Regions from separate parts of the Mus musculus genome. Here all the other regions are linked to region 4. A link is a loop called in an ENCODE intact Hi-C map of the cell type or tissue named here. Cell type or tissue: left cerebral cortex. All regions are shown on one strand.

What was found. Peaks named below come from ENCODE experiments on the same cell type or tissue, not always from the same donor. Only the 100,000 strongest peaks of a DNase experiment are listed, where the experiment ranks them.
Region 1: a loop joins it to region 4, with 1.8 times the contacts of the local background. A loop is called at or near these places in 6 of 42 quality-filtered maps.
Region 2: a loop joins it to region 4, with 7 times the contacts of the local background. A loop is called at or near these places in 19 of 42 quality-filtered maps.
Region 3: it touches region 4 in a loop (2.7-fold over the local background); 6 of 42 quality-filtered maps call a loop at or near these places.
Region 5: it touches region 4 in a loop (2.4-fold over the local background); 3 of 42 quality-filtered maps call a loop at or near these places.
Region 6: it touches region 4 in a loop (10-fold over the local background); 27 of 42 quality-filtered maps call a loop at or near these places.

Annotation. Positions count from the first base shown.
Region 1 is chr13:114,288,776-114,292,775 of GRCm38, reverse strand. It overlaps Ndufs4 (NADH:ubiquinone oxidoreductase core subunit S4), which reads left to right. Exons shown (of 5, transcript NM_010887.2): 5 at 3,910-4,000. Among named protein-coding and RNA genes, the nearest start is that of Gm41072, 82 kb to the right of the region's middle. In left cerebral cortex, no CTCF peak of the experiment used is centred here; a DNase peak (open chromatin) is centred at 1,750.
Region 2 is chr13:114,073,738-114,077,737 of GRCm38, reverse strand. All of the region lies in intron 4 of Arl15 (ADP-ribosylation factor-like 15), which reads right to left. Among named protein-coding and RNA genes, the nearest start is that of A430090L17Rik, 76 kb to the left of the region's middle. In left cerebral cortex, a CTCF peak has its summit at 1,577 (motif pointing left); a DNase peak (open chromatin) is centred at 1,570.
Region 3 is chr13:114,791,320-114,795,319 of GRCm38, reverse strand. The region is part of intron 1 of Gm34790 (a long non-coding RNA gene); the gene reads left to right. Among named protein-coding and RNA genes, the nearest start is that of Gm34790, 25 kb to the left of the region's middle. In left cerebral cortex, CTCF peaks have their summits at 1,821 (motif pointing right) and 3,581 (motif pointing right); DNase peaks (open chromatin) are centred at 1,832 and 3,603.
Region 4 is chr13:114,459,154-114,463,153 of GRCm38, reverse strand. All of the region lies in intron 1 of Gm41074 (a long non-coding RNA gene), which reads right to left. Among named protein-coding and RNA genes, the nearest start is that of Fst, 2.2 kb to the right of the region's middle. In left cerebral cortex, a CTCF peak has its summit at 2,312 (motif pointing right); DNase peaks (open chromatin) are centred at 3,542, 3,898, 3,973, 3,976 and 3 more places; H3K4me3 peaks cover 1,230 bases.
Region 5 is chr13:114,386,210-114,390,209 of GRCm38, reverse strand. Ndufs4 (NADH:ubiquinone oxidoreductase core subunit S4) reads left to right here and starts at 2,116. Exons shown (of 5, transcript NM_010887.2): 1 at 2,116-2,251. The coding sequence starts at 2,154. In left cerebral cortex, no CTCF peak of the experiment used is centred here; a DNase peak (open chromatin) is centred at 2,130; H3K4me3 peaks cover 1,780 bases; H3K27ac peaks cover 1,187 bases.
Region 6 is chr13:113,875,904-113,879,903 of GRCm38, reverse strand. All of the region lies in intron 1 of Arl15 (ADP-ribosylation factor-like 15), which reads right to left. Among named protein-coding and RNA genes, the nearest start is that of Arl15, 83 kb to the right of the region's middle. In left cerebral cortex, a CTCF peak has its summit at 2,297 (motif pointing left); a DNase peak (open chromatin) is centred at 2,280.

The sequences.
Region 1 (4,000 bases), 170 kb after region 4:
CTTGAAGAGGACTCTTGTCTGGAGTTTGAGGGCTGAACCAAGAAGACAGGGAGGGTGCGTCGCTTGACCTCAGTCACGAGGAGACTCAATGTCTGCTTCCCTCTGTGTACATTATAAGTGATCGCATGAGGATGGATGCATAGACTTAGAGGCCACAAATGAATTTGTAAGTCAGTGGATCCACAGGTGAGTATTACTGGTACCAACAGCCTGCCTAGGGTGGTGGTGGTGGTGGTGGTGGTTTCTATTTAGCTCCTTATTGCTAATCCTTGCTTGAGAGATTTTTGGCGGTTCAGGTCACAAGGGATTATTCCTTAGACGCCTGTAGAACTCTGGAATCACTTTTCTTAAAGTAGGCTTCTTTCTGTGTCATGGTTTGCTGGGGTTCCACGTATTTTATGAGTTAAGTAGGACTGTGGGAATTCCTCTGCATAGTCCATTGCCCCAGATTAATTTCCACAAAATTTCTGGTCATGAGTTTTAGATATTTGCATATATATCTTCTCAAGGAATTAAAAAGAAATGTGTTCTAAATTTCTAAACCGATTTTCAACTGTACTCTTGAAGCACAAAAGTCACTTGGTTGATTTCTTGCTTTGCTTTATGGCAAATTCCAAATAGAATGTTTCCAATTAATGTTTTGGAAATAATGCTAATCTCTATGGCAGAATATTGTTTGAAAAATTAGTTGAAAGAGACCATTGACTGTTGCATCAGAGGATGATGGTGTTTTGCAAGGTGCCAAGCTCTAGTGGGTGTAGGGTGTTTGTTATTCTAATGAATCTCCAAATGCTGTGTGTGCCTCTGTTTGCTTATTGACAGTCCAAGGAAGGATTGGTCACCAGTTTATCCACAGCCTGAGTCACTTCCATAACGGTTCCTAAAAGAATATCTAAGATAGTTAAAATCATTTCAAAATGCGTTGTTTAAAGTGAACTTCCAGGCAAGCTTTCCGCCTTTCCTCTTTTTAAGTGTTAGGTGTCTGCCTTGCCTTGCACGAGGTGTGGCAATGCCAGACTACACTCTGGTGAAGCATCTCGAAATCGTCCATAACTGCCAATGTGCCTCCCTTTGTGTCTCAAAGACTTGCTTGTTCTGATCCCTAGAGGTGGGAGCAGGGTCTTCCTGTTGTGTCACATGCTGCGGTGTTTACGTGTTCCAGCACAAAGTATTAAACTGTTCACTTCCACACTAAGTAACGTCAGAGTTTTGGATTATGCTATCAATGGAGAAGAGCCTTTCCCAGGACCTCAAGAGTAAGGAAGGAAGTTTTGCCATAAGCAGTAAAAGAACTAATGAATGTGCCTGTGTGTCTGTTACAGAGACATAAATGAAATGGCTCTGTAAATCAAAACAATAGACTTTTCTTCATCTCGCATGAAAGGCATAATAAGCCAACCATTGTGAGCTAGCTTGCTTTCAAGGGCATGCGTGTATGTGTATGTGAACATGTATATGCATGCTTGTGTGTATATGTGCATATGTGAAAAGACTGACCATCATTGCATCGGAAATAGAGCAATCCAGCCACAGCATAAAGATTTACAAAGTAAGATGGCCTGCTTTTTGAAAAAGAAATTTATTATTAGACATTAAAGATCACATTTTAAGCTTACTAAGCATTTGCATTTGTACTTCTCTTACAAAATACTTTTGTGAAAGCATTCTACTGTGTGAGACAGCAAAGTCAGCTCCTCTCATCATGTAGGTGCTGGTGGGTGGATTTGTGGCTAATCTGTGCCATATGGCTACTCCACAGTGGGAAGGGATGGCGGACCCGGGAGCTTACTCCATCCCTGGGCAATGCCTTGGACTCAGTTGCTTTGATCTTTGTGTTGCACAGCTGGAAAAAACAAGGCCTGATTTTGAATGACTCAATAAGACGACATATGGGACCATAGCCATAGCATGCACCTTAGCTTTATATAAGCAGTCTACAGACAGTGTACTGTTTCATCTCAGATACAGTTTGGATTATTTGGTTTAAAAAAAAAAGAAAAGAAAAACAAACAAGAAAAAACCATACCTTTAGGTTGAAAAAGGAAAAATTTATATGTTGTGAATATTTTACTAATAAATTTTGTTGCTCTATATTTCATGCACAATTCTTCTCTTTTAGGAGTTTCAGATGAGAAATGAAAAAGCAGAAGTGTGTGTAGTATGTGTAATTCATATAATTTACCCATCATTGAGTACATGTTCAAAATCTTCTCAAGGGTTGTTTTCGTTATGAGTTCTGCCTTAATAATGTCCCAGAACAGAGCAGCTGTGATGGGACAGCCAAAGTTACACAAGTCTTCCTTTACTTTCATTGGCTGCTGTGACTGCCATCAGCCATCTTAAAACCCCGCTGCTCTCTGTCAGACAAGTTCAGTTGTTTGTTCAGCTTTAGGGACAAAGCTGGTTTCCACAGGAAAATGTGAGGGGAGACAGTTTCTCCTTATAATCATGTGTGACTATGGTAGAGCATTTGGAGAGATCATAGCCAAACTACAGGTCTCTTCTGCATTGTTATAACCATTGATAGCAAATATAATCGACCTTAGAGTTCCCATGAGAAAAACTAAACCAGTTTTTTCATTTCTGTGTCTAAATAGTCTATTCTTCTCTCATGGCACTGACCCTCACAGCATTTTGAAAGTCTATAACCAGAACAGATAATAGAGCTGTGCTTGTGTTCTAATAGAAGGTAAGCAGTTAGAATCCATAGTATTTGCAGGTCTTCATTTCCTTTCAGGACATCATTATTAAACTGGAAAGTCTGTCTTGGCAGGTGGAGGGGATGAGAAAGCATGCTCTCATCTACCAGTTGGCAAAAGAATATCAGAATTCTCGAGTGACCTAACCAGTGACTGCCACAACAAGACTTAGAATCCACATTAGAAGACTTCTTGGTTCTTCCTCCATGGTTGTAACATGCTCGAGTGAGCACTGTGGCATAGACTTGATTGTCAGGAATTTTTTTAAAGTCTTGTAAAAATATTTAAATTTTAAAAAATTACACAATTAAGAAGCATGCATGAAGATGAGTTATTTGAAAAACAATGGTGGGAAAGTGGAGTCCATAAAGAAAAATTAGAGTCGTAAGACTTGTTTAACTTAAGGAAACATGAGGAGGAGTGTTGATTGGAGTGTGCCCTAAACACTAGAGGCCACTCAAGGGCACTCAAAACAGAAATGCTCTACAAGTAAGGTCAGTCTCCCAAGTTACAAAACATACAAAAGGCCATTTGAAGAAAAGAGACAAACTCAGAACACATTGACCAAAGGCTCTCAGTTTGGTTTGCCTTAAAATCTCCTGAAATTGAGAGTTAAGTACACCTCTCAGGAACCCACCAGATGTTTGTGTCCAACTGTCTTCTAGTCAGCTCTCAATATTTGTGTAGTTGGTTATGATTCAAACTAATCACATAACCATTAAATAAAGGCTGAAGATCATTCTTTAGTTAGTAAGGGGACAGAACTTGGGACTCTCAAGAGAAATGATGGGGTGGAGAATAGGGAAAACTTTAGTATTTCAGATGTTCAGACACTAGGCCTTTGAGCAGCGAGGTGAGTTATATTATTGAGTTCTTTGTACTGTTAAAGATGTCACATATTAAGCAATGTATGGAAATCTGATTCTATATAATACATAACCATTGGTAACTAAGCAAGAAAATTAAATCATAGGTTACTCCTTCACTTTGAAATATGACAACTCATCTCCAGGCAGTGTTTGGACTTTCACACACAGGATTGAGAATAAACAAATTACTAAATTTATATTTCAGATGTGTTGACATTTATTCCTGTTGATAAATGAACATGAAATTATACGAGTTAGCCTCTGCTTGCTTGCTGTGTTTCTTAAGCATCCTCATTAATTTTGTTCCTGTGGGGTTTGTTTTGGTTTTGTTTTCCATCTAGGATGGAGCTATGATGTGGAAGAGAAGAAGGTTCCGAAACCCAAGTCCAAGTCTTATGGTGCAAACTTTTCTTGGAACAAAAGAACAAGAGT
Region 2 (4,000 bases), 390 kb after region 4:
ATGTTAGGATGGCAGAAAGGGTTTTAAAGAAGGTGTGCACGCAGATGTCCCCCGCTGAATGAGGGGATGCAAACAACCCTCTGCAATCAAATGATTGCTAAATAAAACTTGTTTCTCGGGTGGGCATCGGTGTAGACGATACATCAGGAAATCTGGAAAAATGGATGTACCCAGGCTCCCGAACAGCCAAGGTCTCTGTACAAGTAAGCCTTAAATATTCTGTAAAAACTCCAATTAATTTCAAGCGCTAACAGCCTGGCTAAGATGGAAATTCTTCAGCAATTAGCCTCATTCCCAACAGGATCAAATGCAAGCAGCAGCCAAGGCAGTTTAGCGCCCAAGCTCGGGGTGTGTTCAACGGGAAAACTGCTGAGTGCTGAGTGTGAGCTCTGTACAGCGCTGATATTCCATACACGGCCCTGTGGGTGGGCACTTTCATACATGTGAACACACACACACACACACACACACACACATGGGTGGGCATTTGTGCCCACCGGTGGGTATTTTCTGGAAACAGATGCACCCTGTTTAAATCCAAAGTTTTGCTTCCGAAAAAAATTGGAGGTAAATTGAATTTTTTAAAAAAAAATTTGTTTTTAAATTGTATTCTCACATGCCCCCAGGAGGTTCGTATCTCGGGGAACCCTGTCATGAATATTCTTGCAAGTAAAGAACTGTTTCATGATGAATTGAAAAGCACCTCTAAGTCACCTGCAGCACTGTCTTTGCTTTGTCATTTGGAAGTTGTTTTGAGACACTTTAAAAATAAAACAAAACCACTTTTCCTCTTTGAATATTTAATTTCAAAATATCATATTTTCTTTTTTAATCTGTTCTGGGATTCATTTAACTTATTTACTCTCCCCACCCCGAGAACACAATGCCAGTTCTGGAATGGAACCAAAGGGCTAAGTGATCTGAATTTCCTGTGAGAATTTCTTTTATTTACAGTCAAATTTTAGGAACTCCTATGAGCTATTTGGTAGGGAATACGTACATTTTTGGATTTATTGAGAAGGAAAGAATTCCTATATGGGAGGGAGGGTATAAGCAACATGATATTGCAGCTCACCCCAGTCAGGCAGGATAGAGTCAGGGACATATGTGTCAACGAGACAATCTACTGGAGACATTTGCTATAGCTTCAGTGGGCTGTGTAATAGTTCACAGTTGAGTTAAGGATCCCAAACTTTCTTGATCCATGAATTTGTTAGTCTTGGACAGTTCTCATAGTGTCTCTTGGCCAAACAAAATACCCAACAGCTCATTTATTAAGTAGTTAGGTTCAAACAATTCCTAAGTAGCTGCCTTTGTGAGCTAGTAGGAATTTGAAGAAAACAAAACTAAGAGTTAAAAAACAAAAGTGTACATTTATTTTTAAACCACAATTCCTTAGGAAAGGTTATGCATATCTGTCAGGCCCTGTGGAACTTCAAGTCTCAGGGTCAGACTGGATGCTTCCAATTGCACAACTTAACCTCTATTACCTACCTTACAGTGTTTGCCTTTTATGTCCCCAAACTCAACCTTAGAGAGAGATGACATCATCAAAAGGAATGTAGCGCCACCTAATGTTGAAACTGTGAACTACTTCAAGGTACCAGTGTGTTGGGGGTACGGGGGAGTTGGAAAATCACCAACTACTCCATGTTTTACTCTAAAATTCCAAAATATCCTCTATGGAGTAACTGTGGTACGCTGGGGTGGGAACTACAAAGTTAAACGGTAAAAAGGGACTTTGCATTTTTCTGAGTGATGGAGTCCCGTGCTGAGATGTCAGAGAGCAGGTGTGCGCACATGCACACGCACACATACTCAGTGCCTAGCACTAAGTGGTGGTTTCTTACTGTAACACAGAATTGAATCTATACCAGCTTTGATGTATACCTTATCTTCAGATGAGAGCGGTGACACCCCAGATAGCTCGCCCTTTGAGAATGCTTGTATGACAATCTCCATGCAAAGGCATTAAAAACCATGTTAAATTTCAGTTTTGCCCACATGTTTCTACGATTAGGTGACTTGTTTAGTTTGTATAAACTAGAACCTTCTTATGTGACTACTGTTTTGTGTTGTAACATAACCTAGTATCCAATACCAACACGGCCACGGAATTAACCATTATAGATGCCTATCGGTTGCTAATGAAAAAAAATACCAGGTATCTAAGCACAATGGCTGGAAGGTATTGATACGCTGCACTAAAAGTTAAATATTAAGTGGTTAGATACTAGACATTAAACACTTGCTTTGTGAAGAGACCCTCGAAGCATTAACTCGGGATGTTGAGTAGCAATTACAGATGGTGCCCTCCAGTAAGCAGAAAGTGGGGGTTTTTCTTCTGAGAGATGGCCCCGCTCCTAGTCTCTCTACAAAACGGCGACTCTCTACAAAGCCTCTGACTTCTCTGTACATGGCCACTGCTGACCCAACTGCCGAGTGAGTCCACAAGACTGGGTTTGCTATTATCTCAGACTTTCCCTTTTCCCATTTCAGGTCTTTATTTGAGGTGGATGGTGGGTAGAGAAGGGATTGAAACAGGCTCTCACTATGTAGCCAGGCTGACCTGGAACTCACTATGCAGCCAGGCTGGCTTGGAACTATGGCCGTCCTCTTGTCTGTCTCCCTAGGACTGGAATGACAGGTGTGTGTGCTACCAAGACTAGCCTTTTTTGTTTTTTTTCTTTTTCTTTTTGTTTTAAAACCAACTCTGGTCAACTATGACCCTGCCTTTTAATACTTCCTATACATTCTCTTCATTTCCCATTTCTTGTCCCCCAGGGCTCTCCTCTTTCTCCCAGTTTTTATCTGCAGACTTACTCTCCTCTCTGCTACTTTGCAAAGGCCTCCCACACAAATTTGAGGTAACAGCAATTTAGCAGCATGCCTCCGGTGGAATAATCAGCCATCCTGATTCGTTAGAGTCAAGTCCTGGCTGAGTCTGGGATTAGTGATGCTTATCTCCTTAGGACCATGGCAATCTGCAGTCCCAAAAGAATTACAGGGGCGGGGGGTGGGGTGGGGGGATGCTCCATTCAGTTGCGTTAAGTGGGTCATTTTTTAATCAGCAAGGCCCAGAACTGCATTACCAATGTGGATTAAAATGAACTCAACTCGAATGGCGGTGTGCTCATTGTTAAGATATTTGTGGTTTGCTGCAGCAGGGAAGACCCCAGGTCCTAACTCAGTGCAATGGGGCGAAATGAACCAATGGAGAGGGACTGTAGTGAGAAGGACGTCCTATGTAGTGACTGCAGTGGCTTTGAGGCCCCACATTCGACGGACTTGTATTCTGTTATTTCCAGACATGCTGAGATAGAGCATTCCATCTCATGAACATTTTAGCTCATTTGAGGAAAAAAAAAAAAAAGCAAAATAAACAAACAAACAAAGAAACAAAACAAAAAACCCTAGAAGCCTTTTTCCAGTGGCAAAGTCGTTTAGAGAGTTTAGCTTCTGATTACTGTAATGATGCAATGTAACAATATGAAATTCTTTCATAATATTTAGGAGTAAGTTATTACTGGTGGAAACGGTAATGTTTCCTAACAAACCAAGGATTTCAGGGACAGACCACCCAAATGTATTATTATATAAAGATGTCAGTTACATAATTACATGAGAAAACAACACATTTTACTTTTTTTGTTGTTTTTTAACAACAATTATCCTCCCTGGGGAAGAGGGGCAGAATTAGCTGCTTAGCAGAGTGCCTCCTAGGGGCACCAATTATCTCAGACACATTCAAACCAGGGCCTTGAAAATGTACATTAAACCAGAGAGAGAGAGAGAGAGAGAGAGAGAGAGAGAGAGAGAGAGAGAGGGAGAGAGAGAGAGAGAGAGGGAGGGAGGGAGGGAGAGGGAGAGAGGGGGAGAGAGAGAGGGAGAGAGGGAGAAAGAGAGAGAGAGGGAGAGAGAGAGAGGGAGGGAGAGAGAGAGAGAGGGAGGGAGGGAGAGAGACAGAGAGGGAGAGAGGGGGAGAGAGAGAGGGAGAGGG
Region 3 (4,000 bases), 330 kb before region 4:
TCACAACAGGCTACTTCATTCCATTCTCAAGTCTCCAGTTCCATCTCTCTTCATAATGTTCAAGTTTCTTCTCTTCCTCTTCCATCTGACTGCAGCATACTTGCACACTGTGGTGGTTCCTGCTCCAAGCCCCTGGGTAACAACACCCCCATCCACGTTTTGTGGTGTGGTGGTAAGTGGTGTCCTGTGCCAGACTCAGGAGGGCAGGTCTGTGGGTGCCATGGTGGTCAACAGGTCTCTGTCTCTCTTCCTTTTCCCTCACTGAGCTGCCTGTGTATGTTAGATTTTATTTTCTTCAACTTGATATTTATGAGTCTCAGGCATAAAACAGCTTTGGTCACCAAAGCAGGCATCAGACTAGGATGAACAAGGGACTGCCATCTGCTCTGCCCTTGACTGCTATAAGAACACTACCAACAACAGGTGTTTCTCCTTGCCCATTGCCAGGGGGTTTCCCCTTTATATGTTTTAATTTCTTCATTGCCATTTAAATTAAGATATGGTCAATCTACCATGTAGACCACAGAACACTTATGTGTTTAATGTTGGTCAACTATGTTAATTATTAATACATTTGTTTTTAGATATATTGTTTCAGGGACGAGCGCTCTTAACTCCTTGTCTTTCCACAGTCCTTCATTTGCCATAGTTCTCTGTGAAGGGATTGGGTCACTTGACATTTCCCACTTCCATGTTAGCATGTCTATTAGTGATGATATTGTTAGGGTCTTACTTAGGTAGCCCTATTGTTACAGGATTATGAGTGTAACTTCCATGCAATTCCTAGGAGACACAATTTCACAGCAGACTTCCTGGTTCTCTGGCCCTTACAACCTTTCTGCCCCTTAGCTTTAGGTACAGGAGTTGTGTTGTAGATGTACCTGTTAGGGCACCCACGATCAATTGTTCCTGTATTTTCACAAGCTGTCATTTTCTGCGATGCTCCTCTCTGAGTGCTGCAGTACTACATGGACTCAGTGGGTTGTATTTGCATATTTATGCCTATGTAAATGTAACAGAAATAACCAATGAATCTGAAAGGCAATGAATCTGAAAGGAAGTCAGGGACCAGTAGGAGGGATCTGAAGGAGAAAAGAGAAGGGTCAAATGATTTAATTATCTTTTGATTTAAAAATGTAAAACTATTAAAACAAACAGTGGATGGATCTTGGGCACTCTTATGAAAGAACAGGAGGAAGGATTGCGACCACCAGAGGGATAGGAACTCCACAGGAAGAACAACAGTCAACTAACCTGGACCCTTAGGGCTCTCAGAGTCTAGACCACCAACCAAAGAATATACACAGGCTGGACCTAGGCCTCCCCGCTCATATGTAGCAGATGTATAGCCTGGTCTTCCGGTGGGTCCTGAACAATTGGAGGGGGACTATCCCAAAGGCTGTTGCTTATACATGAGATATGTTCTTCTAGATGGGATGCCTTGTCTGAGTCATGTGCCAAGGTGTAAGGGATACCCAGGGGGCCCCCACCCACTCAGAGGAGAAAGGAAGAGGAGGAAGTATTGTGGGAGGGACTGACTGGGAAGAGGGGCTGTGAGTAGGATGTAAAGTAAATAAGTAAAAATAAATAAATAAAGACACTCAATAAACTATAAAAAGAAAAGGAAGAAAATCAAATTACTAAACAGTCCAAAGCAGCACAGTGCTTTGTGAACATCGTCCAGGATTCTTGATAGCTAATCACTTGGTTCAGGGGTTCATTTTATCATTTGTTTTCCACATGAAATTAAATATATAAAAAAAACTAAAAGCAACTTGCTATCTGCAGTACTGGCTTGCTGGATGCATGTTGTTCCTACTCACACCACATGATGGCACCATTTCAATGAACAATTGCAAACACTAGCCTCTAAAACTTGACTTTAATTATGCATCTTTTGAATACCACTAGATCGTCATAGATAAATCACGAGGATAAGTTGGAAGCTGAGGTTTCCTGACAGATTTTGCTACTGTCTTTCGATGCTGTTCTCAGAGCAAAGGAAGGTAGGTACAAAACATGGGATTCTGTTCAGACAGATGGAAATTTCAGGGCAGTTAAGGATCTTCCACTGTGCCAAGCCAAACCTGATAGATGAAAGAGTGTCCCAAACAGTAAAGCCAGCGCAGAATATTACAAAATAGCGTGAAAGATGGAGGAATTATCCTTTTACTCACAAGATAATACTATCAGGGAAAATGCGTGGACACAATCTAATCATATACAAGAAATTTGTGTTTAGCGTGTCATCTGCCTTCCTTGTCTTAGACAGAGCAAGTACTTCCTGCCATGACCCCACTTTTAAAACTGTTCCTTCCCTTCTCTAAGAGAAGAAAGAGCCTTAAAGAGTCTTTTTTTTTTAAATGTCAGACTCCGTACTCTGTGCAGCCAATTTTCAGTAATATTTATATTTCACAAACGCCTGGTGAGATGATCATGCTTACATGTTATAAGCAAAGAAGAGAAGGCAAACACTCAAGGCCTCTCGTCTAACAAGAACAAAGCACAGGTCTATTTGTGCTTCAGGTACAGCACTTACCCTTAACCCCAGGATGTTCCCATGTGGCCCTGGAATGAGTGTGCTTCTACCTTTCATATTGCCCATGTATCAGTCTGAATTAAAATGCCACCCTTATCCATACCGGGAACCTTGCTGCGAGGACTAGCCAATATACACCTCATTGAAGTACAACCACTTAAAAATTATGGTGAAAGGATCTTCCATCACTACCACGGTCCACTGGCCGTCAGGGTACACTAGAAATGTCTCTTTCAAGATTCCAAGGGTTTTCTTAGAGGGATAATTTCAGACAAAGGTACAGATTTGTGTTGTATGATTTGAAACATCTTAACCATGTTAGGACTAAAGAAAGGTCAACAGACATTGCTTCACCCAAATGTTAGATGCTAGGTTAAAAAGGCAAGGTTGGGAATCATCTGAAACAGGAAAGATTATCTAATCTAACTAACTGACTGAACTTGAATATATTCTCCAAAGTATTGGTTGGGCATCTGACCAAGTATCTTGAATGCCAGACAATTCTACAGTCAAAAAATTACGTTCGGTTTTGAGCAAGTAGGATTGTTCTTTCTATACCAAGAAGCTGGAGGTGGATGTGGCTGCTGACATTGCTGAAGGATTGCCCACTTGCTGAGAACTCCTTCAGCCCTCGGTGAGAACCGTTCGCTAGGGAAAAGGGCATTAAGAGAATCTTCGATAGGTCAGATGCTATAGGAGAACAATTGAGATGAAGACCCCATGGGATCTCTACCATAGGATTCATAAAGCATTCCACTTATATTGTAATGAACATAATCTAGTTCAACTTCGAGATGAAATATAAGTGTACTTAGTTAAACAAGCTCTAATTTGAATTAAGACAGTCAAATAATGCCAGATGAAAAGAAGAAAAAGGCTTAGAGTATAAATCTGTGCAGACATTCTTCCTCCTTTGTTAACTCCTTTTCTAGACTTTTTGCATTAAAACACCTATGTAATTAATTCAAAGACATCAAAAGTATTTCCAAAAAAAAAAATGACAGCCTCACTACTGTTTTATACATCTTTCTTCTCCAACAGCTTAAATCATCAGTGCCACCAGAGGGAGCTAGTTGATATCTTATCATCAGAATATTAATTTGATATAGTGAATTGTTACTGTATCTATGCTGTAATGCAAAATATTCAATGCACACACATAGTTGCTTGGGAAGGTTAACTTTGTTACTATTCTCTCCTCCAAAGTAACATTTCGGATTGCTTAAAATGAAATTTAAATGTGGCATTATCTCATTTAAAAGGTAAATGTTAAACAGGCCATGACAGTGCACACCTGTAACACCAACACTTGGGTGGCTGAGGCAGGAAGATTAGAAACCAGTTTTGGCTGCAGAGTGAGTTTCAGGCCAGCCTGCTGCTGCTGCTGCTGTGGGGCATATAGGTTAAAAATATGAATTAACATCATTATCAATATTAGAATGTGTTTAAATTAAAAAAATG
Region 4 (4,000 bases):
GGAGCTGGCATTGACATGGGACTCATTTCCTCAGATGTGACCAGAAAGTCACCCGGGGATGACAAGAGTCCTGGTAACTGATGTGGGCAAATTCGGAGGCAGACATTCTCCCAAACAGATCAATACTATCCAAGGTGCAGCTGAAAAACAGGATGGGTTTGTAGCACTGAGCAAACAGCAAAGCTCCGTATTCACAAGGCCAAACGCAACGGGCACTTGTGGTTTTCCACACTGTGTTTGCCAGCGACCTCAACCCTGACCTACAGGGCCACCCTCTCTGGAACTAGAAGCAATCTTGTGTTGGGTCTTCTGGCCATAAGGGAAGCCTATGGAATGGTGGCATTTCTAACTTGATCTGTGTTGACCTAACTGCATGATGCCAAAATGACTCATCAATGTAGTTTGTAAAGTGAGTACTTGGATTATTTGATATGACACAAGAAAAAGAGAAACAAATGGCCATATATGGTGTCACACATCTGTCTGTCATCCTAGGACTTAGAAGGTGGAGGCAGGAGTTTAAAGGCATCTTCAACTACATATCAAGCTTGAGCCAGCCCAGGCTACTTGAGGACCTGTCTCAAAAGACAAAGAAAAATTACTTTTTTTCCCAGTCATTTTGGAATTGTGTGGGTACATCTTGGATTAAATTAATTTACATAATTTTATGGTACACACATCCACATGACATTTAATTTGTATGGGTAGGCCAAATATTTTTATTTGGATAAATATGCTTTTAACTCAAATTAATTGCTTCCTAGTTTCCATTAAGTCTGAAACACTGCAACCCCCGCCCCAAAAAGTATCATTTGTATATACTTGTATGATCCTTTTACACTAGATTGTGTATATTTACATAAATGATTTATTTAAATCTAATCAGCTCATGCAAGATATATCAGTGTTTTCACTGTTTAATGTTATTTTTAAAGGGGGAGGCAGAATTATAGTCCTTTAAATAATATTTCCAGAAAGTGCTGAGAACGTGAAGATATTAAAAATGGTCTCTATGACAAAAGGTTCCATAGGGAGATGCAACACACACATCTACTCAACCCAGATAGAGATCCCACCACAGAACAAAGTACAGATACCACCCAAGTCCATCCCAGTGAATCAATGTGTTTTATTGGGGTTACTTACAAGAGCATAAATGACTCAAAGACAGCTGCCTCACCATGGACCACCCCAGCCTGGGTGACAGTTCACAAAAGCTGGGGAACCCACAGCACACTTCACAAACTGCAGGCACCTCAACAGGTTCCAGAGGGTCCTTTCAAAGTGATTCTGGTCTAAACCTCTTCCAGGCAGCTTGGCTGGTTTCTGATTCTCCCCGGCAGCTTCTCTTGTCTCAGAGTCGTCTTTGCAGTCGTCTTTGTAGCTCATTTTCCTTTAGATTCTCAGCTTTTATTATTAACTCGGTAGGAAGGAGGTAGCGAATCTGCTCAGTTTCGGGGACTTCCTGAAGCTGTTTTGAATTATTTGCCTTCCTGCATAAGGAACTTCCTGTAGGAGAGTGTTACACTGTTGCACAACTAGTTTGCCAGTGCTAGGCTAGGCAAACTGACCTCGTTGAGGATGCTGGGTATGCCTAAGGGGTTAAGGTTCAGAACACTGAACTTGCAGAGCACTGCTCTTGCAGAGGACCTGAGTTCAGTTCCCAGAACCCATCCCATGGTCCATCTTCTGGACTTCTTGGAAACCTCCACTCACACATACATACATAATTTAAAAGAATAAATAACCTTTCTTTATAAAATGATCTCATCTATGAGTAGGCATAAGTATAATTTGAACACCTCATATGGTTCCAATTTTGAAAAGTTTAAGAAAATCCTCTCAAATTCCAAAGGCTACTTGATGACTTGAAACCAAAGATGTATTTAAATTGGAAAGAAATAAAATTTTTTGCAATGATGTTGCGATCCTAAGGACATTCTAATGGCCATTGGTGGCCATGGGAATCAGTAATCTACCACCTGAGAGCTTGTGTGCACTTAAAATGCTTATTTTCCAAATCCAGATAAACAGTTTGATATATATATTAATTCTAGCTAAAACAGAAGGTGGGTGTTTCTCTGGCAAGGGAATAAGATGTATGGGATGGGGAGAGGTCAAGTAACAGTAATTGTTAGCTCTCCTTTAAGTAAAATTTCCCCCTGGAATAGTGGTGGGGACATAGGAAGGTGAATAACAAACTTCCTCAGTAGTACATCACAGCATAAGTATCTCTGAGTAAAGAAGAAAACAGTTCAACTTTGAAATTCTGCCGTTAAGTGGCGGCTCCTGCAAGGGGGACAGTTTGCTATTAATTGTTAATGTCGCCTACCATTAGAGGGCACTAAACAACTCCACATTAATGCGTTGGAGGGAAGAGAAAAGGAAGCGAGGAAAGGGGAGGGAGAGTATGGGCAGAGTTCGGGGAGAGGGAGGGGAGACCGAAGCCGGGAAGGGCTGGGAAAAAGAGATGTGGGGAGTGGGAGGAGGGAGGAGGGAGGAGGGAGGAAAAAGCCTGAAGAGGAAGGAGACTGACAAACGGGCAGACAGACAGAAACAGACAAAATGAATCTGGCAAGATTAAGAAGGATGTGAAGCCCCAGAGCCGTCTAAAGTGAGCAAAAAGCCGGCTCTCCCGGGTCACCCACTCCCCTCCCCGCCGCTCCGTCCTCATGACTGTAATTATAAAGCGAAAAGCGGCGGCGAGGTCACCCGTTTTTACCAGCCTGCTGCACCGAATGCGCGCGGTGCAGGTGCGGCGGCCGCGGGGCTTTGTGATTCATGCCCACTTTCAAAGGGGGGCTTGGGCCCGTCTGAGAGGCACCCAAACAACTGTCTTCTAATATTAGCACGGCTGTATTTCGGGATCTATTATAGTCTGTCCAGACAGATCCCATTGTAATGGGACCTTTTATTAAAAGATTAGCACTATCTCCTGCAGTTGGTGGAAAAAAATCTGTTATCACTGAGTTATTTGCAGTTGTGGAGGGGGTAGGAGGAGGGTGATGGAAGATGGGGGTGGGAGGATGAGAGGAGGACCGGGGGGGGGGGGCGCTAGGGCTGGGGCTAGAGAAGAAGGGCGAATTTGAAATCCGTAAGAGCAAATCCCAATGACCTGGGAATGTCCAAGAATTTTGTCTGTTTTGTTCGCTGTTTGTTGTCGTTCGGGCTTCAGAAGCGAAAAGAATAGAAATTTAAAAGGCAGCTTTGAAATAAACAATATAGCCTTTTCCGTGAAGTAATCGTTTTATATAAAAGGAAATATCGCCTCCTCAGTTTCATTCAGCCGTGCCAGAAAATGTTATAAATGAGAAGACCCGCCAACTTTCGGCGAAGAATGCCAGGCATTGCACTCAATAAACTGAGGCTGCAGAAGTTCATTATCATGGTGCAATCTTTTTTTTAAATAAGAGAGAGAGAGAGAGAGAGAGAGAGGAGTCGGGACAGAAACTGGGGCGTCTCGGAGCGGGGGAGGAGGGGGGCAGACCGCCTACGTCGGCGCCCCCGCTCGGGGCTGCGACTCCAGACGCGACGAAGTGAAAGGGGAGAAAAGAAAGGGAGAGGGCGAGACTGCCGGGGGCGGCCGGCTCCGAGGTGTTAAACATTTTTGTTTGCTTCTGACTTGTGGAGCCCGAGGGCCGCGTCTCCGCAGCGCTCGGCCCGGGTGGAAGGTGCCCGGGGGTCGGGGTTCTTAGCAACCTACTCCAGGCTGGGGGGGGAGGGGGCGCGGGAGGGAGTGGGAGGCGGGGGAGCTGGCAGGGTGGCCGCAAAGTAAGACACGTAAGAGACCTCGGGACACAAAACGTCTCCGGGACCCCGCGCCAAGGCTCTGCAGGGAGGCTCCTGAAACTGCTCCCCCGGGCATTGAAGCAGCTCAGGGATCCTGCGGCGGGTTGCAGAAGTCTCATCCCGGAGCCCTGGAGCAGAGGTGCTGGGGACCCATTCCCGGGGTCCTCCGGGGTCCCCGCGCTCCGCCGGCCGCCTCCTCCAGCGCCCTCAC
Region 5 (4,000 bases), 73 kb after region 4:
CTTATTTCTCAAAGGATTTTTGCTCTTGCCTCCCTGGTCATATTATAGAACTTCCACAAACGGCTACAACGTACAAAATGCAAAGCAGAAGTAAAAGAAGCCTGGAAATTCATACAGAAATTTCTAGGGTGAGATTGAAATTGGAGGTTAGAAAGAGCCTCCCAGTGAAGGGGACATGTGAGAAAATTATAGGAGGAAGGACAGAGACAGAGAGCAGGGGCAAGGGAAAGAGGAGATCACTGGGAGAAGAGTATTCCAGATGCTAGAAAAGCATCCTGGGCCTAGAGAATGTCCAAGGTAAAGTCTTTCAGACCGAATCATGCCTGGTATATTGGGAAATATCTATTGGGTTTAGAGTATAGCAACTGACGGAGAACAGAGTAAGTTCTAACAGAGTAAGTGAGTAAAGTCAGGAGTCTTTTTCCCTTCCAGTGTTAGGCCTGAACTCAGGCATATGTCCACGATAAGCCAATGCCATACCACTGAGCTACATCTTCGTCCCTACATTGGCCTTAAAAAATATTATAATAAGGTGTCTGGCTTTTCCGAGGATGAGCTGAGCTAGAAAAGGTGTTTAGTAGAAAAGAGGGGAATGTGTGACTTCTGACCCCATAGTTTTGATTGCTGAGCTGAAGCAGATTGGGCAAATGCAAACATCCCTGCAGAGGGGGACTGTGGTTTGGATCAGAGTCCTACTAGGAGAGGCAGGGAACATAATCAAATTCTAAATACATTTCAAAGATGGAGGCAAAAAGAGCAACCAAGGACCACCCTAAGAGGCTCCGCTAGACAGCTCAGTGGTAAAGTACTTGCCACCAAACCTATGACATTAGTTAGAATGAGAAAACTGACTGTTGAAAGCTGTTCTCTGACCTCCACATGTGCCGTGGCACCCATTTGTATGCATACATACATAAATAAGTACATTAAGAAAGAATCATGACAGGTATTGTGAATACCCAGGCCAACGCTATATCAATATGAAAACTAATGTTCTCCCATCAGTGTTGGGGTATCGTTTGAGAAACAACGTTGAAGACATTAGTGGATGAAAAGGTCTGTGAATACTCTGGAGGCTGAAGAAGGAGGGTGGTAAGTTGAAGTCTAGCCTGGATAACATCGAGAGATACTGTCTCTTACAAGAAACAAAGAAGCTAGGAATGTAGATCAGTGATGAACTGCACACCTGTCCCTGGATTTGACATCGCAGACTTGGAAACAAAAAGAAAAGAAAAGAAAAGGTTTGTTGAAGCACTGAGGAGCCAGGTGCGATTAGATAGGACACTTAAACCTGGTTATCGTTTATAATCTTTGCTTTTTGTTACTTTTAATGGCCATTGGAATGGAATGGGTGACAAATGGAAGGGATGATGGAGATAGGAAGAATAATCAAGATGGCTCCGCCCCTTTTCCGGGTGGGGCGCGGGGGGGGGGGCGAGGTGTTTGCTTGGTAGTTCCAGTGACAACCTTCCATACTCTACCCTCAACCTCAAATCAAAGGCTTATAAGAGCAGATCACCAAGCCTTTGGTACCTGTATGCTAGGTAGGCAAGCACTCTACCAACTGAGCTACATCCCCAGCCCCCACTAGATTTCATGTAAATCCATATGGTCTTTCTTTCTTTCTTCCTTTTTTTTTTTTTGCGAGGCTAGCTTTTTAGTGTGGAAAATATGATTATTATAACTACAGACCATCAAACTGAGTGCAGCCTGTTCTGAAGGCTTGCAAACGGAATCTGGCAACACTTTGGGAAAGTACTACTTTAGTTTCTCAAAGACTCAAGAAGCCCTCCGGCTCTTCCAGTGGGCCCAGCCTCAGATATTCCGAGTTCTTTGAAAAATTATGAGTTACAGGTGTTTACATTTTTCGAAGCGTTTTCTTTTGGGCTTCTCAGCCTCAATGTAAATGACCAACCTTACTAACAAGGATTACTTTCTATAGAGGCATCATTTGCATTCACTGAGTCCTTTCATCCATTTCCCTCTTTAGTTCTTTCAGCTAGAACTTTAATTTCTTTTCTAGGTCCTCAATCGCAAAAGGAAAACAAACAGAACATGCCTCTGTTTCACTGCGGCCGCATTGCTTTGAGAACGGAGGAAGTGAGTCCCTAGCGGGGATCCGTACTCGCATCCTGGCGTTTGCCTACAGGAAGATGGCGGCGGTCTCAATGTCAGTGTCGCTGAGACAGGCGATGTTGGGGCGAAGGGCAATGGCTACAGCTGCCGTTTCCGTCTGTAGAGTTCCATCCAGGTAACATAACTGTCAGCCTTGTCGAGCTATTCATTCAGGGTTCCCAGGTCGCTCCACTTTGGGGGAGGCTGGGCCGGCTGGGCCCCGGAGGCGGCCTTGGGAACGCGTCCTCCCTTGACCCTTCCTCGGGATGCGGGGACCGACGCTGGTTTCCGGCGAGGCGCCTGCGGGGCCTGGGGTTCTGCAGCTGCGGACGGGCGAGGGTCTGTGCGGAGGAGCTGTGAACTGGATCGTGGCTCCTGAGAAGGGGAGGAGTCTGGGCGACCTCTCTCCCAATGTCCTACATCCCTTCCGCTTGTCACCTGCTTGCCCCATTCCAGCCTGAAAGGGTAAATCCCTGCTATCCTTTCCCTGGCTTTAGTTAATATCGGCTGGGCTTCCAAACAGAAAGGTTGTTGTATTCATCATTGTGCATAAGAGGAAAACTTCTCAGGACTTCAGAGTTTATAGCAATATCCATCGGAAGGTTACAGCGTACCTGTTTTTTGTCTTTCTAACCAGTGCGTTCCAGTCTTAAGTTCCACCACGGAGCTACGCTCTCAGGCAGCAAGGTGGCTTTTATTTTGATTTGTTTACTTCGTTTGTTTGTTTGAGACAGATCACACTATGTAGCCCTAGATGCCGGAAGGTTTCTTGTGGTGACTGCCCCCTCCCTTCCCCCCCGCCCCCCTCCGCAGCATTGCTCTATTTTACGTAGTCTCTGTTTTCCTGGGTGTATAAGATACTGGGTTTTATCACTTGTTTCGAAGTTTGCTCCTGTGAAGAGTGGCCTTGTATTGACAGCTGCATGCTGTGGAGACTACATTCAATGTTCACAGTGAGGATGGGTCTGTAAGGGGTGGGAAGAATGTGGTACAAAAAAAAAAAAAAAAAAAAAAAAAAAGGAAAAGTCTGGCACACTGGTACAAGCCTTTAATGCCAGCCAGCTCTGGGGAGGCAGAACCAGAGGCGGCTGGATCTCTGTGAGTTCCAGGACAGCCAGAGCTACTTAGAGAGACCCTGTCTCAAACAAGACCAAACCATTAAATACCTTTAAGAAAGAAAAAGGGAACTAGTATCTATCAAAATGCTTGTTAAATTAGTGTTAAGCTCAATACAGAGGGAATACAGAGTTAAAGTGAGCTGGTTGGAACTTTTGGAGACAAATTTTGATGCAGTTTTAAGTAGTGGTTGTTTTGTGGGAAAGAAAAGGTTGCCCTTAGTAAAGTCAGGAGATTTGTAAAAGGCCTCAGGGACTGGGGATAGAGTTGAGTTGGTACAGAGAGTGCCTAGAGTTCATGATGTACTGGCTTCAGTCTCCAGCACCTAATAAAACGTTCCTCGGGCACATAAACTCTAATCCCAGCACTCCAGAGTTGCAGAAAGGGTGGGGCGGGGGCTTTTCTGCAGACAGTAGTAGAGCACTATATCTATCTATCTATCTATCTATCTATCTATCTATCTGTAAATAGATATATATATGCGTGTGTGTGTATATATATATATATATATATATATATATATATAGAGAGAGAGAGAGAGAGCGCAGTCACTGGAAAATAAATACTGTAATACTGGTGGAAAGTAAAAGATAAATTTGTAATAAAGTGTTTTACACATGAGGAACTTGGGAAAAACCAAATTGTTCTCTAAGATAAAATACTCCAGTGATTACTTTATGCTGACCTAGTTTAGACCTTTCCCACTTACACATTATGGAGATTAATTTACATAATGTAATACTAATGTGCTCATTATAGAACTTGAACT
Region 6 (4,000 bases), 580 kb after region 4:
CTTCAGTCTTGGTACCCGTCGGGGTGCCCCTTTACAAAAATTGATCTGAGGAGGATCTTTGTCATTACCTGTTTCAGCAGAGGGGAAGAGGGCGGACTCGGGGATGCGAAATAAAAGATGGGTACAAGGTGTAAATCGAATATTATAACGTATCGGTCTGAAGTGGCGGAGACGTTCAATACCCGCAATATGAAAAATCTTTCTCATTAAACTGAATGTGGCATCAGATCAAAGAATCGTGGGCCTCCTATTGAACTCCTTTAAATATTACAAACATAAGAGCAAGTCTGGCTGTGCATAAAACAGAAATGAAGCCCCCCACGCCACACCCCCTGCTACCCCCACCCCCTGTACCCTTATCCTACAGCAGGCTGGAGAAGGACACTGCTCATGAAATCTCTGCGTGTGGGTCAAAACACGAAGAATCTTGACGTTTCCCCACATTCAATAAGGTACCAATAAATTAAAATTGGAATTGAGCAGCACTTTCATAAACACATGTCTTCTACCATTTTAAGGCACAATTTTAAAATACATCATTAAAGGGCACAGAGGCACTCTCTGACTCTCACCACCTTGCTGCTGGAAGGGAGTTCTTGCTTGATGCAAGTGTTTCACTCCACTGGGCAGTGCTACCAGTGAGCTTGATGCCTGTGCTTCCTGGCTGGCTGACATCATCTCCCATCAGAACCTAATGGGGGTAGGGTGGGGTGTCCATGACACAAAACACCTTAGCATATGTTGTTATTATTATACTTATCTCTGTCTGCTAAGAGGCAATAAATATGTCATGTCTCTATTTCATTCACTCGGCCTAAGTCATACAAATTCCCACCGGCGTATTTTATTTTATTTTATTCTATTTTATAGTGGTTATAATCGGAGTGTCTGCATTATGTATGTATGGATGTGCACAAACACACACATTCAACTAGATGAATTGTCCTAGTGTGTTATCCAGGCCACGGGCGGTGGGTTACTCAGCAAAACCAGTGAGAAATTACATGCTTTGTCTATCAGAAGACTGTGGCTTATGCAGCAAATTTCCAGCTTGCACGGTTACTAGAGATTTACCCACATAGAGGAAGCTTCAAATGGGAACTGAGGCAAATCCCTTCTGCCCCGCAAAGTGCAGACGCTTCGTGTCCTTCAAGTGTATCTGCTGGAATATGCAGAGGCAACGCGGGATCACAGCAAGAACGCACTGCCGCTTCTAAAATGTGAATTTTTAGAAGGCCAGCCCAGGGCTATGATTTTACAGCGCTGGTGATGTATCCAGTCAATCGATGAGAAAACCAAAGACTGACAGGTGTGTGTGTGTGGGGGGGGGGGTGATGTTCTGATGTTCTTAACATTCAATTTCCAAGGAAGACACTTCCCAAAGTATTTCCTAACAAAAACATTTCAAATGTAGTATTAATAACATAATGCTTTTGTTTCTTAACGGGGGGAGGGAGGATCTACCAATTTTAACACCCCATCCAACATGGAGTTTCCCCATAGTCAAGTATGTTAAATAAGAAAACGTCTTGGAGTGCCTCAACTGCCAACCAACGGCACAAGTTTCCAGTGCGAGTGACAATGTTTTTATTTTACATTCATCCTAAACCACAGAGCTGGCTGGTTAACATAATCTAGATCTCACACACACACACACACACACACACACACACACACACAAAACACAACAACAACCCAAAAAAAAAAAAAAAAAACCCGAAAGAACAGCCTGTTTTTCTGAACTATACAATGCCTGAGAGACCTGCAGAGACCCAACACAAGAACATAATCCACCTTTTCCAAGGACGGCCCTTGTCCTAACTTCCAAAGAAATCCACTGTACAGATGTGAGCTAGCTTAGTCAGTGAGTTAATTATACGCCAAGACTTCTCAGCAGAACTAAGAACTATTCCATTGGCGTGATTCTCCGTAATGATTCGGTGGTGCTCGAGGGAGAGGTCAGATAAAAATACTGATCTAAAATAACTGGGAAATCATAACCATTCTTGTTAACCATTTTATATATTTATACTGACTGCCTTTACAAATATAATTAAACATCTATGCACTGCACCCCTATTACACGGGCTAAATTGCAACTGATAATCATGTTGTCTACCAATAATGGCTTCCTTTCAGGCTGTGGTTGTAATTCTGTAAGTTTAAAAGGGGGGAAAAAATCACCCAAACATTGCTTAATGTAGCTAATCAGGCATTTTCAAAATTAGACTGTAATGAAATGTTAGACAGTGCGTCCAAGGATCTGAAAAAGTGCTGCCGTGGAACAGTACTGCCATCTACTGACTGATGTGACACACTGCCAGGTCAGCGGCGCCAAGATGCCAGAAAGAAATCAGAAAAACCCAGGTCTCACTTTTAGAGAGAAAGATTTTTTTTTTTTCATTTTTTCTAAGCACCATTCTAAAGTGTGGCTTTGTTTTCTGGCTTTGACATGTGAGATCTTCTGTGAAAAACCCATCAAGGTTACTATCTCCTGTATTTATGAAATGATCGTGCCTAGACAGTTCCTTTCAATCCCCAAAGTGTGTTTCTCAGGCAGATCTTGCTTCAAAGAGAACAAACAGGCATAAGTCCGCAACAAGCACCCGTGGATACACTCACCCGTATGGACATTCATGAAAGCGATCTGGTGGGGGAAGTCATAAGACAAAATGGTATTCTAGGTTTTGACTGAGCTGATTAAAAAATCTATAGATAAGGTGGTTGTCACAATGGTTGCCACCAGGACTCTTGTAGCCTCCAGGAGATGGTTCTCCTATAGGAGTTCAACTGATTATTTCTAAGTCGCTTACAAGCAGATGTCAGGAGAAGGAAATACAACCGGACCCTTTGGTTTAAATGGAGCTTCTGTGATGTCCCAAGTGAAGAGTACAGATCTGCACGCAGATCATCCATTGGAGAACGTGGTACTGAGTTCCACTGTGGCTTACAGTATACAAGTTGCAATTGTGGGCTATACCTGCTAACGCTTTGGACAAAAACTGCTACAGAGGGGTCCTGTTGGTTTTTGCATTTAAAAAAAGAAAGAAAGAAAGAAAGAAAGAAAGAAAGAAAGAAAGAAAGAAAGAAAGAAAGGAAGAAAGGAAGAAAGAAAGGAAAAAAAAAGAAAGAAAAAACAGTAATCTGAAGAAAAAAAAAAAAAAAACCCAGAGATTACAGACAGAAAACATTTAGGTGACAGAATTTTTAAAAGGGGTTTAGTCTCCACTAACATAGTCCTTTTAGGCCGCATAATTGAAGAACTCTAAAGAACCACAAAATAAACTGAAAATCCCAGACATAAAGAGATCCACTTATTAATTAAAAGCAGCTCCCTTTTGCTATTAAAACAAGGTTGCCCATGCATACTTTATTGCTGTCACAGTCTTGCATGAGGCAGTATTCAAAACACATAAAAGTGAAGTTGAATAGTTCTCTATGTGCGGAGTAGAGTTAAGTCATGTCTGCTTGCACAAAACTGTTTTTGCAAAGCCGCCACAGAGAGAGGACGGGCGTGAAAGAGAGTAAAACTGCACCAAGTCTCAAGTTCACCAACCAGAGGATCGGGGGTGGGAAGGGTAGGGTGGGGCGCCTTGTGGACAACGTGAGGTGAACCAGAAAAATGCCTGAAACTCTCCCTGTTGTAAAAACTGGAACCAGAAATCAAGACAATCACCACAAAAGAGGCAGGGAACTAATTAAATAAATTATATATTAATTAAATACAAGTTCTTTGGGGACCTTTTTTTTTTTTTTTTTAAAGTCTGGGTTTTGAATCCACGAAATGTATATCATAGTGGTTTCTCTGTGAGAAAAGAAAAGAAAGAAAAAAAAGAGAGAAAGAAGCAATAGTCACTGATAACATTCCATAATGTAGTTTTATTGTAAGCACATAAGGAACTTTGTGGTCCAAAGGCTCATTGTTCATACTAAACGTCCTTTAAAGCGATTGGGTAACCAGTCTGAAAAAATCAGGAACTAAACCAAAAAGGGAAAAAAA